2 separate regions of the Mus musculus genome follow, and region 1 is linked to region 2. A link is a contact called in ENCODE Hi-C or POLR2A ChIA-PET data. All regions are on one chromosome and are shown on one strand. Each heading gives the region's core, a stretch centred on a gene start or an enhancer-like site at or near the end of the contact. The rest is flanking DNA. Distances are from core to core; before and after follow the strand shown.

What was found. Hi-C counts contacts between places; a loop is a spot of excess contacts on that map. ChIA-PET counts read pairs that join two places held with the same protein, here RNA polymerase II (POLR2A).
Region 1: a loop to region 2 is called in a map of heart, with 2.1 times the contacts of the local background. The contact joins the enhancer-like site here to the promoter of Sdc1 in region 2. A Hi-C loop is called at or near these places in 4 of 37 maps with a recorded cell type or tissue (CH12.LX, Patski, T-helper 2 cell and 1 more). POLR2A ChIA-PET finds 5 or more read pairs at or near these places in 2 of 5 experiments (Patski and embryonic stem cell).

What each region holds. Positions count from the first base shown.
Region 1 is chr12:8,810,434-8,813,887 of GRCm38, forward strand. No RefSeq gene overlaps it. Among named protein-coding and RNA genes, the nearest start is that of Gm33418, 19 kb to the right of the region's middle. Within about 2 kb of position 1,263, at least 1 of the 3 ENCODE cell types and tissues checked has a DNase peak (open chromatin) inside an H3K27ac peak, as active enhancers do; it is heart, where a contact is called at or near this core.
Region 2 is chr12:8,769,309-8,772,851 of GRCm38, forward strand. It overlaps Sdc1 (syndecan 1), which reads left to right and starts at 2,088. Exons shown (of 5, transcript NM_011519.2): 1 at 2,088-2,393. The coding sequence starts at 2,328. It overlaps Gm4755 (a long non-coding RNA gene), which reads right to left and starts at 1,963. Exons shown (of 3, transcript XR_381238.4): 1 at 1,657-1,963; 2 at 203-1,320.

The DNA.
Region 1 (3,454 bases), core at 13-2,512, 40 kb after region 2:
AGGTCATGTGATTAAATAAACAAATACACTCAAGTTTCGACTAGGTTGCCTTTAAGAACTTATGCCACCATGGCTCACATAGGCTTCTAGTTTACACGGTAGCAGGCATGTTCAATTCCCTCCAACCCAGGGCACAGCCCAGTAAGGCACTGAATGGAAGAGGAAGAGGATGCAGGAGGCAGAGGTGAAGAGGGAGGGTATCCTTTGAGGAGAGGTAGTAAGAAGGTTGGGTCCCTCAAGTCTGGGTTGCAGGAAAATAAACAGCAAACAGTGTTCCAAGTATTTTCCAGAACTTGGGGCTCCCAAGGCTGGGCTGATAAATCTGAGACAAAAACACGCCGCAGCTTTTTAGACTGACTTGCCTGTTTTCCTTCTTCTCTTTAATTGTTGAGTAGCCTTTGAAGACCTCGGAGGAAATGCCCAGAAGGCCTATACGATCTTTTACCTCATCTTAGACCCTGCATTAGGCCAGTGGGAAGTACCTTTTACTCCTTATTGAGGAAGGGTTATGGAGCAGGAAGAAGCCCGCAGCCCCCTGTGTAGCATCCCCATCTCTTCCTCCTTCACAGAAAACTATCATTCACAGCCCCACCCCCAACACCAGACTCCCTAGCTTCCAAAGCACAGAAGCTTGGTCCTGAAATGGGTGCAGTTCATTTAGGACCTTAGTGATTCGTTCAACAAACAAGAAAAGGCCCAACCTCCAGGGAGGTGGAGTGGGCAGGTGTGGAGAGGGCAGGAGGCTGTAGGCAGACTTGGCACATATGAGTTGTGAGTTCACCACCTCTGTCCAGCCCCCAGGAGTTGAAGTGCTCCCAGGGAAGGGGCCTCAGGGACTGGGTGTGGGGTACATATGCCTGGGACATGCACACACTTGTGTTTCCCTGTGATCAGACCTGAGCTGAGACTCGTGGGGAAGGCTTGGGGGTGAGGGTGGAGAACAGAGGGGTCAACTGTCCAGCTCGCTACCTGCCAAAGTTCTGAATTGGAAGAGTGGGACCCAGCAGCCCCTCCTTGTTCCAATTCAGTCTTGGGGTTGATGCTCTGTGGCTGAGGCAGTGTCGAAAGTGGTCAGATGACGTTGTTTATGGGACATCTCCAGCTAGGCTGAAACCACAGCACAAGAGGCCTGGCAGGAATGTCTAAAGGCTACAGAGGGGTGCTGGCATAGCAAAGACTGGAGTTGTCGTACCTAGCCTGACTGTCTTTTCTCCCTCTTGGGACTGATTGCCCAGCTTCTAGGAGCCTCCTGGCCCTGCTCTATTGAGTCCCTGGAGCCAGGCAGGCGGGTGTGGCAGCCATTGTGTAAGGGTGAGCTCACCCCCTGTTCCGTCCCAGCCTGCACCAGCCTGCCCGCTGCTGGTTAATCATTGTTCAGACACCTTGGCTGGCATGCAGGCTGCAGAGAAAGACATGACAGGGCAGGGTTGACCCTGCCAGGCCTCAGCAAAGCTTTCCCACCCAGCAGGCCTGAGTGGGGCTGTTCCCCTGGACCCCACAGAGGACACTGCTGTGGAACTGAGACTTCTCTTATTTCCTTAGTAGACCTTAGGTAAACAATTCTGATTGGATTCAAGAACATGTCTCTTGAATTTCCTCTGGTGCAATAAACTCAGTGTAATTTAGTGGCATAGCTGGGACAGACAGCAATGCCCAAAGATCTTAAATCCCAGCTCTCCCATGTACTAGGTGACCTTAGTCAGGCTTAATAGTCTCTCCTGCCGTGGTTTCCTGGGCTATGAAAAGGTGCTATTAATGGTGATGCTGCTGTCCTCTCAGGACTGTTGTGAAGGTTAGGACAGTCATAAAGTGCCTACTGTGCCAAGAACTAGAAAGCCCATGAAATCTAAAACTTTCATCACTGTACACAGCTAGTTCTCCAAAGTGAGATGAGTGGCCACCAGGTGTGGGCTGGCCTGTTTGTATGCACTGTCTAAGCACCCTTCAATGTCCTCTTGTGAACTGGATACTGCTCTCCCCAGTTCTCTGGATAAGAACACTCAGATTCCAAGGTATGGGGCAGGTGTGAGCTTGAAGCTCCTGTCCAGGGTCACTTAGTATAAGCCACAAAGGTGAATTTTAACCCTACGTGCGTCTGTGCTCGAATCTCATCTCACTATCGCCCAGCATTGCCAGGTTTACAGATCAAAGATGCAAATCTGGACTTGTCCAGCAATTAAATTCTTCCCACACTCATGGGCATTCTCTCAGCCTGTGTGGGGGTGGAGTGAGGGGTTCTAGGCTCAATCCATGAGAAAGACAAGGAGCTAAGAATGCCTCATTTACTCCCTGGGCCTAAGGAACTCCAGCCCCCTGCCCATGAAGAGACAGGAAGGACCTAACACAGGCCTGCAAGATACCCAGTGCTGCTGCAGCTGAGACCCACAATTATTCATTCATCATAGTTAAATGGAAGGTGAGTGATTATCTAGAGATTATGAGAGACCTGGAATCTTTTCTCTCACCTCAAGCTCCCCCAGGATGATGCTATTAGCTGAGATATGGTTGGATAGCACTTAAGGACATCCCTTTGCAAACCAAAGCAGTGGAGCACTTGTCTCTCAGGAAGTATTATAGCCATCCAGAAGTTCCTTGGTCTAATTCAGAGGTGTGCTTTAAAGGACAGGCTTGGGACCCAGATGGCTTGTCTTTGGGACAGTGGGGATTCTGGGTCCCCTGTCCTCAGGAGCCAGCACATAATTGAAATGGGAGCTTCAGGGGAGAAATTTCATGCCTTTCTTAGAGGTCTATGAATGTGTACATATATGTGCATGTGTGTGCAGGTAGGCATAAATATGCCCCCCCACCCCCGTGTGTGTGTGTGTTTGTGCGTGCGCATACATGCGTACGTGCTGGGCAGCAATGGTTCTCTTCAGAATGGGAAAATGGAAAAGCTACTTAAAGTCATCCCACAGAGCTTCTGCAACCTCTTCGTGGCTCTCCCCACTCCCTGGTGTGGTGGCATTCTTCCTGTGGTATGCCCCTGCCCTAACTCTGGTTCACAGTGACCCTCTCATCCTCCACCCGCGTGTGCTCCCAGAACACACTCTGAGATTCACAGGCTCCTGGGATATTGGTGCCTGAAAATAAGGCTTCCCATGAGCCTCCTGGCCTCTCCACCCACTCATTGTCTATCCTCCTGTTCCTAAACAAATGACCACGGCCTGTGATTGGGAAGTCCAGTTCTGGGAAGGAGATAAGTATTGGAAAAATGACGTCATATGCCAGCTGTCTAGGCCACCAGGCCCTTGCTCCTCCTGGCTGTAATAAATACAGCAGAAAAATAAAGACAAGCCAGACTACAGACTCAAGAAAGTGATGTGTCAGTCTTGATCACCACAGTGAATTGCAAGGCCTTGAGGCTCCCCTCAGTGCCCAATAACATATCTTTCAGACCTTGAGCCCAAAGTGAGCCTTGGTGGCCATGGTTGAAGCCATGGAGAGAGGTGGATGA
Region 2 (3,543 bases), core at 838-3,337:
CAGACAGTCTGCTCCAGCTCAGATGTCAATTGCATGCAGACCTGCAGTCAGACGCTAAGCTCCCTACCTACTCTCCATCAGCTTAGATGTAAGGGGTGCTGGAACAAAGGCTCTCTCTCTCTCTCTCTCTCTCTCTCTCTCTCTCTCTCTTTCTTAGAATTAGTATTCTATTTTATTTTATGTAAATTGGTACTTCACTTACATGTATGTCCGTGTGAGGATGTTGTATCCTCTGGTACTGGAGTTATAGACAGCTGTAAGTCGCCATACAGGTGCTGGGAATTGAACCCTGATCCTCTGGAAGAATAGTCAGTGCTCTTAACCCCTGAGCCATCTCTCCAACCTCTTGCATATTGAGGACAGGGAGGAATCACAAGCCATGTAGGGTGCCTGGGCTCTGAGGTCAACAGGACCATAGCCTCCTTTCTTTATGTGCCTTTCTTGGGGTCTCCCTATAGGAGTCGTCTTCGTTGCCTCTTTACTGTCTCATTGATCTGGGCTAAACTTATGCAGTTGGAAGGAAAGATCAAGCTGGTCATGTTTAAAACATGAAACAGCCTCATCAGTCCCTTCCTGTTCCCGTCTCCCCCCCCCCCTCCCGCCCCCATTTTGAGAGGACAGGAAGGTAAAATACCAAAGTGTCCTATTTTCCTCCAAATATCAGGCTCAAAGGACTGAAGAGCTGACTTCAGATCCCAAAGCCACTGTGTTAGGAGGCACCTGCTTTTTAGGTCCTAAGCCTTCCTGAGCCTTGCTATTGGGTATTCTTTACCAAGACCCTCAAGGATCTAGGCAAGAACTGGGCAGGATCTGTATGTAGCCCATAGTTAGACCTAGGGCAGCTGAGACGCCAAAAGGGAGAGTTTCCTGAGGACAAAAGTGTTCAAACACAACTGGGTGCTGGTTGTTGGGCTACTGCTGGAGGTGTGGTGTGTGTAAAGGAGGCTGTTGAATTCCCAGAAGGCTGGTTCCACAGTGTAGAGTCTACACTGGGGACTTCCCGAGACGCTGAGCCTCAGATCTAGCTTCTCAGTCCAGGCCAGCTGATGTGGGGCTGAGGAACAAGGATGGATGCCATCTATGGCCCCTGCCTTGCAGGTGCAAAGGGCCTTTGGCACCATCTACAGATTGAGGGCAAGACAGGGCTGGTTCTTCCTCCTTGCTCTCGCTGCTATCTGCCTCGCCTGTAGGCTCTCTGGGCTCCTTTTTGGACTGACACGTCTGAAGGACGTTGGAAACTGTGAGGTCCAGGCCCCATAGAGAATCATGAAGGAACAGGAATTCAACTGGAGCTCCGCAGCTGGTTAGGCCTGCGGTCACCTGGAAACAAAGAGGCCATTTATTTTTTCCTTTGGTCTTGGACAAGGAAGAGAAGGGGCTTTCTATAAATAGAAAGACAGCAAAAAAGAAAATAATAATAATAATAATAATAATAATAATAATAAAAACAATAACAAAGCCAGCTCTTCCAGACAGTGCTCATGTCTTTAAAGGTCTTTAAAGGTCTGGAGTTCCCAGCAATTAAGTAAAGGACCAAGACCTCAGGGGTCCCCTATCCTCAGCCCGTGGGGAGGTGGGAACCATACATCGATCCCTCGGTTTATATATAGCCTCATCGCTGTGGGGCTCCGAGGTTGCCCCCAAAATCTTGCTCACCTGGAGGACCCCTGGGTGTCCTCGCCCAGAGGGCGCTGCAGCCTCGCACGTAGAGAACTAACAATCGCCCTTCTCCAGGGCAGTGCCTCCGGACTCCGGACCAGGACATAGTAGCGAGTGCACCTGGGTCTCCGTCAGCTACGCATCAAGGAAGGTGCGACGCGGGAATTACAGATTGCCGGCACTCACCAGTGCTCAGGGGAGGAAGGTGGGACTCAGACCTGCAAGAGCTGAAGAGTGGGGTGGGCTTCGATCCTAGGAGGCGTGGAAGGGGGTGTGGCTGGATCCCTGGGGGGTGGGGCGCTCCAAGGGGCGGGGCAACCCAGGGGGCGGGGCCCGAGGGGTGGAGATTGGGACTACCCAGGCCCGCGGAGCTGGGGGTGGGCGGCTAGTTTTGCAACTGCAGAGCCTTTGGGTTTATTATAAGGCGGAGCTCCGCGGGAGAGGTGCGGGCCAGAGGAGACAGAGCCTAACGCAGAGGAAGGGACCTGGCAGTCGGGAGCTGACTCCAGCCGGCGAAACCTACAGCCCTCGCTCGAGAGAGCAGCGAGCTGGGCAGGAGCCTGGGACAGCAAAGCGCAGAGCAATCAGCAGAGCCGGCCCGGAGCTCCGTGCAACCGGCAACTCGGATCCACGAAGCCCACCGAGCTCCCGCCGCCGGTCTGGGCAGCATGAGACGCGCGGCGCTCTGGCTCTGGCTCTGCGCGCTGGCGCTGCGCCTGCAGCCTGCCCTCCCGGTGAGTGTGGCCCGGGGCAGGGCTGGGAGGCGGCGGGAAGCCGGGACTCGCCACTCGCCGATGCCATGCAGGCGGCAGCACGTGGAGGGGGAGGGGAGCGGGGACTTCTTCCCGCGCTGCCTGGCGGATCCTGGGATGGTGAGCCCTTTAATGAGGACTCCTGTCCCAATTCCTCTACGGTCCGTGGATGCCAGGAGGCTATCCCAGCTCGTGGTCCGGGCGTCCTGCAGAGTGGAACCTCCATTGGTTCCCCGCTCCCAATTAAGTAAAACGACTCCACATGGGTCTGAGTCCGCCGGCCTTAGGCGCTCCGCCGGCCTTAGGCGCCGCTTGGAGTTGCTCTCTCCCGTTGCTGTCTTGCTGGCCATCTCAGCGGCCTGGCCTCCGCCAGTGTCCCGGAGGGATGCAGTGGCCATGGCCACAACGCCTTTTCCATAGACCCTAATTCAAACCAGACTGCAGGCTGCACCCCCAGCGCCGCGGAGTCCGGGCGCTCGGCCCTTTGCACCGGGGCAAGTTTGGGCACAGCAGAGCCGGCGCGGGAACAGGGGGAAGCTGACGTTCGGGGTGGCGGGAGGGACGGGATTAAGGCTGTTTGTGGGACACAAGAGGGTGGCTCAGGGACCTTCGGTTTTTCTCTGGCTGCCCCAGGTGAGCCGGGCCGAGCTGGCAGCGGGAGGTTCCGGGAAGTTGGCTTCAGAACGCTGAAGACCCTAAGAACCCAACTTTGGGGTCGCTGAAGTTGTGCTGCCCCCGGAGGGCCTCCTCCGCATGGCCCGCGCGGGGGACCCTCCCCGCGAGTGGACCCCGGTACGGCTCTTCCCCTCCCCCGACTCGGCTTTGTGCTGAAGCCGCGCGTAGGGAAGGCGGGTCCCTTGGCCCGCCCAGTAGGGCCGCGGGGAAAGAGGGACGAACGTGGAGCTGGCGACTGGTGGGGGAAAGCTTCTGGGTAGGATGCAGCCATCCACCTTTGGTGGGGGTCGGTCTCTCTAATCAGCGGCTTGGCCGACAAAGAGCTTGGTCGAGGGTACCCCAGAAAGTGCTCTCCCGCCCCAGCCGCCGTCCGCTAGCCCGCCTTCCCCAACGGGGGCGCTTTGTTCTCGGCCCCTGTAACCCTTCCCTGGGAACCGCCCCGCAGCGCTGGTCCTTG